Linked DNA regions of Homo sapiens: region 2 is linked to region 1. A link is a contact called in ENCODE Hi-C or POLR2A ChIA-PET data. All regions are on one chromosome and are shown on one strand. The core of a region is the stretch at or near the end of the contact, and the rest is flanking DNA. Distances in the headings are between cores, read along the strand shown. Region 1 holds the start of SAV1 (salvador family WW domain containing protein 1). Region 2 holds the start of NEMF (nuclear export mediator factor).

Region 1 (7,696 bases), core at 1,901-4,400:
TATTATTTATAATGTTAAGCTACCTGAAGCATGCCTCCCCTGATTCTGTGGCATTCTTTGGAAGAGATCATGGTTGTATTCATAATATCTGTAGTCTTCATGTGCACGATCTCCAAGTGGCCGCTTTCTCTGACCATCAAAAAAATTGTCTGAATAATAATATCGGGAACCAGAGTCTCCATTTTCAACAGCAAAACTAACTTCCGTTACAAATGACTGAGAAGAACCATACTCTCTAGGGACATCTGCTAGACTTCTGGCAAGATAAGAAGGTGCAGATAATCTGTTGCTTTCTCTTCTCATTATTTCATGAGGTGTTCTTTGAATTGGAGTTCTAAGGAAACTCTGGTTTCTTGAAACTACATCTCCAGAAGTTGAAAAGGCATTAGGGCTTGAATCTGGAAGACAGATATCAGTTCGTCTTGGAATTGTTGGACCATGCCGGATGAATGAAGGCATAAGATCTACAATAAAACAAAGGATAAAATTACCCTTTCATCATTAAGTAACAAAAGTTTTCGAAATTTGTTCATTTATGTCTACCACCCCAAAATCAAAATGTCAGTCAACTTAAGAAAACACAATTTTAAATTTTGGTTTAGGATGGTACTTGGGCATTTTAAATTGAGGAAGATTAATATTTTCCCAATCAAATGAATTTATATAACTTGCATTAATGGACTATGCGTAAAAGCTCAGCTAGAATAAAATGTATTCTGCATACTACCATACATAATATGATAAAATATCAATAATCTTATCTATGAACTACACATTAATGAAATGCTCATGAATTAATGTATAAAAATAGGAAATAATATAACAAATTGATAGTTTCTAGTTAAGTAGTTTATTTTGTTGTTCTCACTTCATTTTAGAAACTGCCAAAAATCCTTCTTGAAGCAAACACAATTTCAAAAATAGAACTTAATGCTACTCCCAAATATGTAAAAGTGGATTCCTTTAAAAATTAAAAAATTAGTAGCTCTTTCTTCTCTTGGAATTACCTAGCACTAGCACAGTAATCAAAAGCTAGAAAGCCAAAAATTTATGTATGAAAATTGAAAATAAAAAGCTCTCATTTCAAAGAAGCACACAAATGTAGAAGTGGCTCAAAAAACCAAGCCTGAAACTATGTAATTATAATTCAAAATAGTAGATAATAGAACAACAGCTTTTAGGATACAGTACTTTTAAACACGAAACTTGAAAACAGCTTAAGACATTCCCAGTTAGAAAGCAAATACCTTTAAAACAAGACAAAAACCTGAATATGCAGACCCTCTTATTATTCATCAAGTAAACAATATTGGAGACACTCATATTAATAAGCTTCAGAAACTAACACTGGACAGAAACAAATATCTGAATAAATAAGGCTCAACACTTGATGTAACGACAACAAAACAAAGTAGATCAAAAGTTATTTGCTTAACTGTGACAAACATTAACAAAACTGCACGTTCTACACATGTACCCCAGAACTTAAAGTATAATAAAAAGTGTGACAAACATAATTCACGATTTCAAGTAATGTCTGATAAACTTTATTTGCAGCAAACAGCAAGCTATCACTTAAAAACAGCCAGAAACCTAACTGCATGTGTGACTGAAAATCAAGTTGTTAAAAAAAAAAAAAAACAACTTAAAAATCAAGTTTCGAGTTACTGATGTACTCAACTGACATATATTTTGTTGAAAGTATTGCAAGTACCACCATAAATCTGGAAGGCTGACAATGTGGTTATGATGGAAAAACATGCTCTCCCATCTGTGTGATCTTGGGCAAATACTAGAAACCTAACTTTCCCAATTACAATATGAGGTAATACTTAAGTCACAAGGTTACTACCAGCTTCCAAGAAGGAAACTTAAGCAAAGGGCCCAGGGCGCAGTAAGAGCACCAAAATACCAGCTCCATGCCTCACAAATGTCCTGAACACACAAGAATTAAAAATTCAAGAGATTCAACTCAAAAATCAAATACTTACATTAAGAAGAAAAGCAGCGGGGGACCGGAGGTGGGGATTGGGAGTGGGATCTACCCTATTAAAAAAAAAAACTTTTCGAGGGGGGGGTTCTCTAATACGATAGAAATTATTTTGAGTTGCCTTCTTGGAATCTCACGAATATAGCCAAATACAAAGGCTTTTGGCTCTCTGCTCTGCTGTGTAAGAGTGATGAGGCTTTGGGTGGCGGCTACAAGAACGACGGTATGCTTTTCACCTTCTCAAGTCTGCATCCGGCAGCAGGACTAAGGAATTCTGCCCCAGAGTTCGCACAACTTGCAGCACAGTCGAGAGACACCCGCAATGTTTGCAAACATGACGCACATCTCGACGCATCTAAAAGAGTAAAAAGTGTCCCTGTCTAATTACTTTTACTCCTATAGCATTAGGTGATAAGCAATTTAAATGTTTCCTACTCTCTCTTCCAGTAATCAAAACCAACAACTCTGCCTGGTGGGGCGAGGAAGTCTGTTATTTTTAGGGGGTGCTCTTGGGGGGGTTAGGCGCGGGGGGGACTAACCCAAGTTTCTTACTCTTATGGGCTTTCAATCAACGAATACCACTTCAGACACAAGAAAATCTCAAAACCAGTATTTCACGCGACCAAGGACGAAGGAGAAGCCCTGGAGACCCGCCGGCGCCCCCGCCAGGGTCCCCGGAGCACCTGGCCGCCTGGGCCAGGTGTGGGCACGCCCCGCCTGACACTCACTCCGAAGCAGAGGCGACGTCTCCTTCTTCACGTACTTCCCCTGCACCTCGGCCGGCTTGGACACTTCGTTTTTGGTTTTCTTTCGGGACAGCATCCTTCTCGACGAGGCCCGAGGCCGCGCTGAACTGCCTCCCTAGGGCTCCGCGCCGGGCGCCGGCCGTCTCCGCCGCCACCTCCGCCGGCGCCGCCGCCTCCTTCCCTCCCGAGCCGCCGCCTCCGCCGCCGCCTGTCCGGAGCCCGGGGTCGCCCGCAGGGACTGCCGCATGTTCAGGGCGCTAAGCGCGCCGGCCGCCGCTCAGTCGCTGGTCAGTTCCTTCCCGGAAGTCGGCCCGCTCTGCGACGCTGCTCGGGGACGCCGTGAGGAAAGCCCAGCGACGCCGGGCCAGGGCCAGGGCCATGGTCCGCCGCGGGCCGCCGAATAACCGCTACCACTACCGCCGCCGCCGCCTACATCCCGTAAACTTTCCCCGCGGCCGCTGGGAATTCTGGGAAGCTCGACGCAGCGCGGGCCGCCGCTGCCCCTCCCCCACCGCGGCTCCAGGCGCGGCTCCGGCGGCGGGACTCGGGTGCCGGCGCTCTAGGCTACCGGGCCGTCCCCGCCGAGCTGCGGCTGTCCTCACTCATCCTCAGCGAGAAGCAGGTCCTGCCGACTGAGAAGATGAAGGACGAAACCTGCCCCGCTGAGTGCGGGAGTTCGTCGCATGCGCATGTCGTGGAACCTACTCTCCACGAGTTTTTATTGTTGTTGCTTTTGTACCCCCTCGGGATCCCTAGCGGAGGCAGTGACTCTCTTTCCCCCCAAGACGTTGTTCCCTGTTTGAAGGTGTTCTTCCTAATGTTTCCTAGGCTGCTGAATTCAGCTCTCTAAAAAATGCGGAATGCTAACCATGACTCCCAGGCAAGTGCTACACCAAAGCATCTATTCTGCTGGAAACGTTCATGCTGATTAACTAGAAATAAGTTGATCCTCTACTGAGTATCAGGGAGTGCGTTTTTCTATAACAGGAAAAAACGGAAGAATGCAAGATGGAATTTCCAGTACCTCTTTTTAAGATACAATTGGTGTTAGCATATTACAATTATTTTATTGCATCATCACTATCATTAGTATGATTAATAGCCACATATTTCCTCCTGACGTTATGTGTTATGATCTTAGAATTTTGAAGACTTTGACCACTGCGAGTCGGGACCGGGAATTTTCTATCTAAAATAATAGACTCTACTTCCTTCTATATAACTTAGCAAGACTGCCAAATGTACAGGATAACATTTGGAAAATAAGATTGGATTCATCCCCTAGTGACCAAATTAATGCTTTAATAATGAGGAATGCTTTCCCTGAGATCTAAAACATCTCACAAGAGATCTAAGACATATATCACAATTAACAAAAGACATGGAATTTTTTACCACGTAAGATTAAGAAGATGGTCAAATGTTTTACCATGAGCAAACAAAGGAGACATTTGATCTAGTGTCTGTCTCCATATGTTCCCTTGGTGCAGATCTCCCACAATTCATTCATTAACCAGGAAATACTCATTACCCACTGCGCTAGTCGTTTGTGATAGAGCAATAAGCAAAACAGACAAAAATCCCTACTGTCATGGGAAAGAGAAAAAAATGACAAAAAATAAGCAAAACATACTATGTTAGATAGTGATAAGTGATGAAGTGAAAATAAGAGAGGACTCACAATTTTTGAGAGGGTAATAGAGGGACCAGAGAAGGCTCATGAGGAGGTGACATTGGAGTTAAGTGACAGAGTGAGGAAATTGGCCATGCAGCTAACTGGAGGAACAATATTCCAGGCAGAAAGAACAGCAAGTGCAAAGTCGCTGCAAGTGGCCATGTTCCTGGCAGATTGGAGGAACAGTAAGAGGGTTTATGTACTGGAAAAGACGGGGAGACGAATGGGGAATGCAGTTAGAGAGTAACAATAGCCACGGCACCTAGGGCTTTGTAGGCCATTGTAAGGAATGTTACTTTGAGCAGAGGAGTGACATGATCTGAGTTAATGTTTTCATAGGACTGCTTTGGATGCTGTGTGGAGAGTAGACAATGGAGCTAAGGGCAAAAGGGAGATCAGTCAGAAGTTATTGCTGGCTTGGACCCAGGCAATAATAGGTGGAGAGGTAAGTGGACATATTTTAGACATATTTTAAAGAAAGCCAACCAAATTTGCTGACATTGAATATGGAGTGTGGGAGTATCAATCACTGCCATGGGTATGAAAATCTTAATAAACAGAATTGGAACTCACTAGAAGCAGAGTGTACTCTGAGAGAAACATTAGAAAAACAGTTACTTGTTCCTGTGGTTCAGAAATAAGGACGAGTCCTAAAGCGTTGATAGTGTGCAGGGAGAAGAAAGAGTGATGAAACTTAAGTGAGAGCACAATGGGGTTTTGTTACACATCAGGGTATGAAGGCGGGAGCTGAAGGAGGAAGGGGGAGCCAAAGAAGTGCCAGGTTTCTGCCTAAGGCTTACCTCAGAGAAGGACAAAAGGATATTAGCATCTTGTTAATAAAGGCAACTCTTCACACCTGGAGTTTTCCCAGAGCCTGAAGTACGGGGACACCTTTCACATGTGCGGAGGAAAGAATCCTAGAATTTTATAGTTGAAAAAGAATTCTGAGATTGCCTAGGCTCACCTCATCAACATCAAAAAGGAACGAGAAAAATTAAGTGTTTTGTCTCAGATTACATTCCTGGTTAATGACAGAATAGCATCAGAACTGGAGTTTTCAATTCCCTTTTTTTCCCCCCTGAGGCAGAGTCTTGCTCTATCCCTCAGGCAGGAGTGCAGTAGCACTATCTCAGCTCACTGCAACTGCTGCCTCTCAGGTTCAAGCGATCCTCCTACCTTGGCCTCCTGACTAGCTAGGATTACAAGCGCCCGCCACCACACCTGGCTATTTTTTGTATTTTTAGTAGAGACTGGATTTCATCATGTTGGCCAGGCTGGTCCCGAACTCCTGGCCTCAAGTGATCTGCCCGCCTCGGCCTCCCAAAGTGCTGCAATTGTAGGCGTGAGCCACCAGGCCAGCCTCAATTTCCGTTTGGGGCTCTTTACTGCTACGGAACATTCAGAATCCCACTAATGTGAGTCCAGACTGTTTCTAACAGTTGTTTTGAAAGCCGTCTGTGTTCCTTAGAGAGTACTCCCTTTTACAATGCTATTTAATTTCTGTGGATTATAGCAGAGAGAAAGCCTTAATTAGGTGCTCTATTTAAGACAACTAATTTGCCTTTTTATCAAGGAGGGTACATTCCAGAATCAACAATGTGCAGGCAGCATTAGCTATAGCAATGCACAACAAATATGTGAACTTTGAATTTGAATCCTTAAATCTAAAAGCTTTGAATTCATGTTTGTTTTCTAGAAATTCCTTGACTTCTGAGAATTTTTATTAAGGAATTCAGATTTGCTGTAGTTCTACGGAGCTGTAATTCTCCAGACATTGCCTTCAATAATGCTAATACTGCATTCCATAATAGAGATTTTTTTTTTCCCCTTACAGTTACATTCTTAGTGGAGAAAACTGGCAATTAGGGAGCTTCTCATGTTTTAACAACTTTTTTAAAAAATTAATTTAGTATTAAAATTTATTTTAGTGGAGCCTATAAGGTATGACCCTGGGCTAACCTCATAGCATTCTGAGTTCTTAGTTGTCTCATCTGAAAATGAAGAAAGTGAACCATTTGTTTTTTTTTTTTTTTTTTTTTTGAGACAAAGTCTTGCTCTGTCGCCCAGGCTGGAGTGCAGTGGCATGATCTCGGCTCACTGCAAGCTCCGCTTCCCGGGTTCAGGCCATTCTCCTGCCTCAGCCTCCCTAGTAGCTGGGACTACAGGCGCCTGCCACCACACTCGGCTGATTTTTTGTAGTTTTAGTGGAGACGGGGTTTCACCGTGTTAGCCAGGATGGTCTCGATCTCCTGACCTCGTGATCCACCCACCTTGGCCTCCCAAAGTGCTGGGATTACCGGCGTGAGCCACTGTGCCCGGCCAAACCCTTTGATTTCTAAAGTGTCTTTCAGTCCTGGAGTTTTCTGCCATGTAGGCAGAAGGGAATATGCAAAAATAAAAACTTACCTTCATAGGATAAGAGAAATGTTGGTGATTTTCTTTCTTTAAAAAGTTTGTTCTTTATTCAAGTATTAAAGAAAATATTAAAATATCAGCATTATATAAAATCATGATTAGCATAAAAATAAAATTTCGTGCCAGATTGTTACTTTCAAAGACAGCTAAGGTCTTTATGCTATGTTGACTTCCTCGTTGGAAGCATGTAAAATTTTAAAGGGTGAACTATTCAGTGAAAGATTATCCAAGAAAGACAACCAAAATGGAAATAAGCCCTACATATGGCGCCTCAGAAAAAAAAAAAAAAAAAGGAAAAAAGGAGAGGAACTTCTAGTCTACTCTCCAGCTCACTCTTCTTCTTCACATAACAAGATAAACTTAATCTGTCTCAGGAAGATGTAATAATTATGCCAATTATAGCTCTTCAAGTCTCCAAAATTTTGCTATTAAAATATGGGAGGGGGCTGGGCGAGATGGCCTGCGTCTATAATCCCAGCACTTTGGGAGGCCAAGGCGGGTGGATCACCTGAGGTCAGGAGTTTGAGACCAGCCTGGCCAACATGGTGAAACCCCATCTCTACTAAAAATACAAAAATTACCGGGGTGTGGTGATGTGTGCCTGTAATCCCAGCTACTCTGGAGGCTGAGGCAGGAGAATCGCTTGAACTAGGGAGGCAGAGGTTGCAGTGGGCTGAGATCGCACCACTGCACTCCAGCCTGAGCAACAGAGTGAGACTCTGTCTCAAAAAAATAAAAAATAAAATATGGGAGGGTAAATTCCTAAGTGTCCTTTAGGCAGAAACTTTGGTTGTTTCCTATGAAGGATAAGGGTGTGTAATGTCTACACAGATCTGAAGATATTATATAATTGCTTAATATTAGCAATTT
Region 2 (7,696 bases), core at 1,830-4,329, 820 kb before region 1:
TGAAATTGTATTTGTTCTTCACAGTCCACTGAGTTGCTAAACAACTTAAATGAAATACATATTATTCATCTGCCTTAAAAAGTGCTACACAACAGGTAGCATTATTATTGTCATTATTATTAAGGACAGGCCCCAAAAGAACTATTTTGGGTTACTATTAAATAAATTAAACTTTAATAATCTGAGAATTTTGTGAAAGCCCTTGTGATATGGAAACACTTACCTAATTTGTAATCCAAAACAGACTCTAAATTGCTGGGGGGTAAAGCTCTTCTCTGTAAAGCCTCTAATGAAATAACTCAATGCCATAACAGATACATTGCCAAAGTAAGGAGCGGAGCAGGAAGGAAATGAACATGTATGGAGTTCTAATATGTGTCAGGTATTGTTTCAGGTGCCTTTCTTTTTTTTTTAGATGGAGTCTCGCTCTGTCGCCCAGGCTGGAGTGAAACAGTGCGAACTCAGCTGACTGCAATCTCTATCTCCCAGGTTCAAGTGGTTCTCCTGCCCCATCCTCCCAAGTAGCTGGAATTACAGGTGTGTGCCACCACGCCTGGCTAGTAGAGACAGGGTTTCACCATGTTGGCTGGGCTGGCCTTGAACTTCTGACCTCAAGTGATCCACCTGCCTCAGCCTCCCAAAGTGTTGGAATTACAGGCATGAGCCACCGCACCTGGTCTGTTTTAGGTGTTTTATATATCATTTCAATTAATCCAATAATTTCATGAAGGAGGTACTATCCACATTTTACATTTAAAGAAACTAAATTCCAAGAGGTTAAGTAACTTTTCCAGGTTATAAAATTACTTTCTGACAAAGCTATTAATTCAAAGTTAAGTATATGTGACTCGAAAGTCTCGTGTACCACATGAATTTTCAATCTATATGTTACATCAATAAAAGAATGGGTAGCATGCCCACCCATGTAAAAATCTGTTTTAATAGTAAAAACAAAACAGAAAAATAAAAAGACTTAGTAACATATTAATGTCAGTGAGTATTCCAAAAAAAAAAAAATACTGACTGGGTACAGAGGAATACGACTCACAAAAGTGAGCTCTGGAAGATAAGACTAGGAAAAAAAGGTGGGGCAGGGAGGAGAAAGAACACAGAAAGCCAAGAATGTTAGGCTATAGAATATGGATTTAGAAATCAGGAAACCATAAAAGGTGAGGTAACTAATGAAAATTATACTTTAAAAAAATTAATGTTGGGCCAGGCGCGGTGGCTCATGCCTGTAATCCCAGCACTTCAGGAGGCTGAGGCTGGCGGATCACCTGAGGTCACGCATTTGAGATCAGACTGGCCAACATGGTGAAACCCCATCTCTACTAAAAATAGAGAAATTAGCCGGGTCTGGTGGCACACGCCTGTAATCCCAGCTACTGAGGAGGCTGAGGCAAGAGAATCACTTGAACCTGGGAGGCAGAGGTTGCAGTGAGCCAAGACTGTGCCACTGCACTCCAGCCTGGGTGACAGAGCGAGACTCCTTCTCAAAAACGAACAAAAAAACAAACAAACAAAAACAAAAAAATTAACGTTGGTCTAATTTAGAATTGTTTTGATGCAGAGAAGTGAATTACAGTTAAGGAACTGTAAGGCTGAATGTGATAAAAGCTTGAACTCTAATAGTGACTGTGGAAACAGAAGATCTGGAGCAGAACAGGATGTGAAAGGTAATGGGGAGAAATCAATTAATAAATATTCACTTTATTCAACCCATTATCTGTCAACCACTCCCTTTACCTTCATTTTATCTGCACTTTATTCGTAACAGTGAAGGAAACCCCAATTAAAAACTTAATTGTTAGTGAGCAATCTCTTAAAATTTAGCTTCAAGCGTAACAAGTTTACCTTCATGGCAAAACTAGACGGCATCATATTCTTAGGCCACTCAAATTCTGTTGTATGAATTCGTATGCCAGATTCAAGTAAAAGTGTAGCTTTAAAGTCCGGTCTGTAGAAGAAAAAAGTCGAATTTTTCTTTAGGGTATATGCCAAAGCTAATTGCTAAACAGGCTTAAAATGTAGGTTAAAAAAAATCAGTAATCTCATACTTAATTGTCAAAGAGAAAATAAGCCTATAAAATGTTCTTACTTTTGAAGACGAATAAGGTATGTCTTATTATCCACATCATAAACATTGTTTACTCTCATTCCTAGCAAGCTGCAAAGATAAAGGAAACATGTAACATGTTACACTATTGTCTGAAACATAAAACTACACATAATTTAATAAAAGCTTCGAAAGAGCGGATCTCAGTCTCTAAGGATATGGAGTCAGCCGAGGAGCAGAGTCTGAAAGCCATTTGGAGATTCAGTTCAAAACTTAAGAGTAACGATTTAAAAACAGAAGTGGTCTATCAGCTCTAGGAACAACACACTATAGCTTGCGTCTTCCAAATGACCCAATTTTGGGGGAGAAATACAGTAAAATATAATCCAATTAATTTATTACAAGGGAGAAAAAAAAAAGATAAAAGAGGGCCCCGAAAATATGACAAAGCTCACAGGGCTGAATAATAGAATCCAGACTAGAATCCAGATCTCAGTCCAAATCTGCTCAATCCAGCTAAAACCGCGATGCTCTCTCTCTCTCTGGGGTGAGGGGAGGGAGGTGTTCAAGAAACCAAGCCCCCAGTCTGGAAACCTCTGAAGCAAACGACCACTCTGGCGTCTCGTGTTTTAACAAACGTTTCCTGCCCAACCCGGACAACCCAGGCCAACAATGCAAGAGCTTCGCGCTAGCGGGGCAAGCCAGAGAGCTGGGAGGACGCGGGGGATGGGGCACGAGGTGCCTGGGACCCCCAGGGGTATCCTAAGGGTCACGGGAAAGACACCACACGCCTGCCCACTCAGGCCTAGGCAGGTCCATAGACGCACTAGGAAATAAGGAAACATATCAAGCTGGTCTGTTTGCGCCATGGGACTCCGGCCTCTGCCTCCTGCACTCCCCACACGAGCCTCGTCACTTAGGGTACTGTACCTAGCATTCAGCTCCGCGAGTACGGCGCGGAGGTCAATGGTGCTAAAGCGGCTCTTCATGGCGAGGCCCGAGGGTCACTACCGCAAGTTCCTCTACTGCCCGGCCGGACTCGACGCCACTTCTCCTCCGCGCAGGCGCACTTGGCGGAGCTCTACGGCCGCGCAGAAGACCCAATATTCCTCGAGGCGAACGTATTTGTGTCGCTTTTCTGAAGATTTCGATTGTCAAGTTGCAGCTGACTCTCTTCATTGTACCAAAATTCAAATTCGAATAAAGATTCAAACTGTTCTCTTGAAACTGCATTCCTTCCTGGAACCCTTACGGACCAGTCTGGTTACCGTGCCCCATTGTGTCTTGGGCTCAAGTCAGCCTTCATAGTGACCCCTGCTGGTCGAAACAATTTTCGAGATGATTATCAGGAGTATTTCCCCACAGGGGGGCCGTAGGGCTCAGTGTAGAAGAGCAAGGACCCCTTTCTGCGCGCTTACTTTGACATAAGATTTTGAAATGTAACGAAACGGAACTGCTTCGGTCCTTCTAAGATTATCCTCAACGATCGAGGCGAACTCTCAAAACGGAGTTCCTATTTTGATGGGTCCTGCTCTCGGAAGGAGCATTCTGCAATTGATTACAGGATTCTCATCGAACCTCGGTCTTGGTACCCCTGAGACTCACCGCAGTACCTGGTGTACAATCGGTGCTCCATAAACACTTGGCAGCATGAATGTGCAAGTGTTTAGCTAGATAATGGTGAAATAAGATAAAAATAAAAACAAGAAGATTCCCAATGGGGGTGGGGTGGGAGGGGGGATTCACAGTGTAGTGAGGAAAATAGTCCTGTAAGAATGTAAATTCTGCATTTCTTTTGTCTTAGGATAGATGCATGGGAAGAAAGGCTACTTTATAAGGTGAGAACTCAAAAGAGGCAGGGTCTCACTATGTTGCCCAGGCTGGAGTGCAGTGGCTATTCACAGGCGCAATCCCACTACTGATCAGCACGGGAGTTTTGACCTGCTCCGTTTCCGACCTGGGCCGGTTCACCCCTCCTTAGGCAACCTGGTGGTCCCCCGCTCCCGGGAGGTCACCATATTGATGCCGAACTCAGTGCGGACACCCGATCGGCATAGCGCACTACAGCCCAGAACTCCTGAACTCAAGGGATCCTCCAGCCTCAGCCTCCCGAGTAGCTGGGACTACAGGCACGCGCCACCGCGCCCGGCGCTCGGCGTCGCTGCAAAAGAGCTGCTAGAGGCTTGCAGGCTACACATGGTAGCAACCAGAATTCCTACCACCAGAAGGCGACTCTAAACAGAAAGGGCGCCGCTGCTATTTCAGAACTGGTACCAGTAGATGCAAAAATGGCTATAGCACATACTGCACAGCATTACTGTCATACGGTACAGTAAACCATACAGAATGGCCCAAAATATGAAAGCATTGGGGAGAAGGTGGAGAACAGGGAACTTTTGTATGCTGTTGATGGGAATGTAAATTAGTAGAGCCATTGTGCAAAACAGTATAAAGGCTCCTCACAAAATTAAGAATAGAATTACCATGTGATCTAGCAACAACATCACTATCCTGAAGATATATGTTCATGTTCATTGCAGCATTATTCACAATAGCCAAGATATAGGGATAATCTACTTTTCATCAATGGATGAACGGATAATGAGTGCAAATATATATGTACACACACACACACACACACATACATACATACAGTGGAATATTATTCAGCTTTCAAAAAAGAAATAAATCTTGCTGTTTGCAACTGGCATGGATTTAACAACATGGATGAACCTGGAGGACATTATGCTAAGTGAAATAAGCCAGACATAAAAAGACAAATACTGCATGATCTCACTTATACGTGGAATCTAGAAGTTTCTCATAGAAACAGACAGCAGAAATGTGGTTTCCAGGACTTGGGATGTAGGGGAAATGGGAAGATACTGGTCAAAATGCACAAACTTTCGGTTGTAAGTAGAGTAAGTTATGGAGACTTAATGTACAACATGCTGATTATAGTTCATAGTAATGTATTGTATGCTTGAAATTTGCATGGGAACAGAAAACCAAATACCGTATGTTCTCACTTATAAATGGGAGCTGAATGATGAGAACACATGGACCCATGGAGGGGAACAGCACACACTGGCGCTTATCAGAGGGTGGAGAATGGGAGGAGGGAGAGGGTCAGCAAAAATAACTAATGGGTACTAGGTTTAATACCTGGGTGATGAAATAACCTGTAAAACAAACCCCATGACACAAATTTACCTATATAACAAACCTGCACATATACCCCATGAACTTAAAATAAAAGTTAAATTAAAATAAAAAACAGAAATTTGCTAAGAAAGTGGATATCAAATACACACATACAAAGTGTGAGGTTATGGATGTGTTAATTGGCTTGATTGTAGTAATCATCTCACAGTGTATACATACATCAAAACATCACATGGCTGGGCCGGGTTGCTCACACCTATAATTCCAACACCTTGGGAGGCCAAGGCTGGCAGATGGCCTGAGCCCAGAAGACCAGCCCGGACAACATAGTGAGGCCCCCTCACCAATCTCTACAAAAAAATAAAAAAATTAGCCAGGTGTGATGGCATGTACCTATGGTCCCAGCTACATGGGAGGCTGAGGCAGGAGGATCCCTTCAGCCCAGGAGGTCAAGGCATGGTGGCCATAATTGTGCCACCACACTCCAGCAGGAGCTTCAGAGTAACACCCTGTCTAATAAAAAAAAAAAAAAAAAAAAAAAAAAAAAATTGGCCGGCTGCAGTGGCTCACGCCTGTAATCCCAGCACTTTGGGAGGCCAAGGTGGGTGTATAACCTGAGGTTGGGAGTTCAAGATCAGCCTGGTCAACATGCTGAAACCCTGTCTCTACTAAAAATACAAAAATTAGCCGGGCGTGGTGGCAGGCATCTGTAATCCCAGCTACTTGGGAGGCTAAGGCAGGAGAATCACTTGAACCCAGGAGGTGGAGGTTGCAAAGAGCCGAGACTGTGCCATTGTACTCTAGCCTGGGCAACAAGAGGGAAACCCTGTCTCAAAAAATATATATATATATAATATTTATATATATAGATATATGTATAATATATTTATATAATATGTATAATATATTTATATAATATTTATATAATATGTATAATATATTTATATAATATATAACATATTTATATATATATACACACCTCAAATATATGCAAATTTTATTTGTTCCCATAATTCATTTTACACTACTATAACAGAACACCACAAACTAAGTAATTTATAAAGAACATAAATTTAATGCCTCACAGTCCTGGAGACTAGGAAGTCCAAGATCAAAGGACTGGCATCTTGAAAGGGCTTTCTTGGTGTTACATCCCATGGTGGAAGAGCAACGAGAGAATGAGAGAGACAAGAGGACCAAACTCATCCTTTTATAAGGAAACCATTCCCATTTCTTTTTTCAGTAGCCCGAAACTGAGCCCCAGGCACTGTCTTATATAAAATATTTTAGTCTCTTATAAGCTTAGCATTAACCATCACTATGTTTGGCCTCATCAATAGATGTCTGGAATCTAGAATGAGAGATGGGATTTTTCAGTCCTATGCTTAGAGAGTAAATCAGAGATAGAATACATTGTTGTGTACTGGGGAATCATATTTTCCCAGAAAGACATACAAATGGAACAAACAGAATAGTGGAATTCAATTGAAACCATGTAATACAAAAAATAGTTGTGGTTCTTCTGGGTAAAAATAATGCTAAATTTGTTATTTATAACCCCAAGGGTTAAAGAAAGTACTAATGAAAAAATTTTAGGGCAATGGATTAAATCTTAACATAAGGAAGAACTTTCCGGTAGTAAAGACCGTTCAAATATTATTTAGAGATATATTCAGGCACTAAAAACCATTAAGAATAACAAGAGAATGCCACGAAGTCAGAATAGTGGTTATTTCTAAGAGGAAAGGTACTTGGGTGCGGGTTTCTGGGATGCAGGCAAAGTTCTATTTCTAGATGCCAATTATATAGTTTCTCACTTTATAAATTCCTTAAACTTACATTATGTGTATGTCTTATGCACAGTTTCATATGTACGACACAGCTCACAAAGTTTAAAAAGCAAAACAGCCAGGCACAGTGGCTTGCGCCTGTAATCCCAGCCCTTTAGGAGACTGAGGCAGGTGGATCACTTGAGCCCAGGAGTTTAAAACCAGCCTGTGCAACATGTTGAAATCCATTCTCTACAAAAAATATAAGAAACTAGCCAGATGTGGTGGCATGCACCTGTAGTCCCAGCTACTAGGGAGGCTGAGGTGAGAGGACCACCTGAGCCCAGGAGGTTGAGGCTGCAGTGAGCTGTGAGTGTGCCACTGCACTCCAGCCTGGGTGACTGAGTGAGACCCTGTCTCAAACAAAACAAAACAAAATAAATTTTAAAATGAAATTAAAGAGGCTGGGCACGGTGGCTCACACCTGTACTCCCAGCAATTTGGGAGGCTGAGGCAGGCGCAGATCACCTGAGATCAGGAGTTCGAGACCACCCTGGGCAACATGGTGAAACCCCATCTCTACTAAAAATACAAAAATTAGCCAGGTGTGGTGGCACATGCCTGTAATGCCAGCTACTGGGGAAGCTTAGGCAGGAGAATCACTTGAGCCTGGGACGTGGAGGTTGCGGTGAGTCAAGATCGCAAC

What was found. A loop is a pair of places that touch in the nucleus more often than their neighbours do. ChIA-PET counts read pairs that join two places held with the same protein, here RNA polymerase II (POLR2A). Pooled maps may share reads with other maps.
Region 2: a map with no recorded cell type shows a loop between it and region 1 (6-fold over the local background). The contact joins the promoter of NEMF here to the promoter of SAV1 in region 1. A Hi-C loop is called at or near these places in 2 of 37 single-sample maps with no recorded cell type and 16 of 50 pooled maps. POLR2A ChIA-PET finds 5 or more read pairs at or near these places in 3 of 52 experiments (H1, HEK293T and WTC11).

The regions. Positions count from the first base shown.
Region 1 is chr14:50,665,156-50,672,851 of GRCh38, forward strand. It overlaps SAV1 (salvador family WW domain containing protein 1), which reads right to left and starts at 3,151. Exons shown (of 5, transcript NM_021818.4): 1 at 2,719-3,151; 2 at 24-464. The coding sequence starts at 2,812. RefSeq lists an enhancer at 2,149-2,218 and silencers at 2,579-2,708, 2,819-3,388.
Region 2 is chr14:49,849,709-49,857,404 of GRCh38, forward strand. It overlaps NEMF (nuclear export mediator factor), which reads right to left and starts at 3,080. Exons shown (of 33, transcript NM_004713.6): 1 at 2,987-3,080; 2 at 2,099-2,167; 3 at 1,855-1,957. The coding sequence starts at 3,045. It also overlaps RN7SL3. RefSeq lists an enhancer at 3,087-3,326 and a silencer at 4,130-4,189.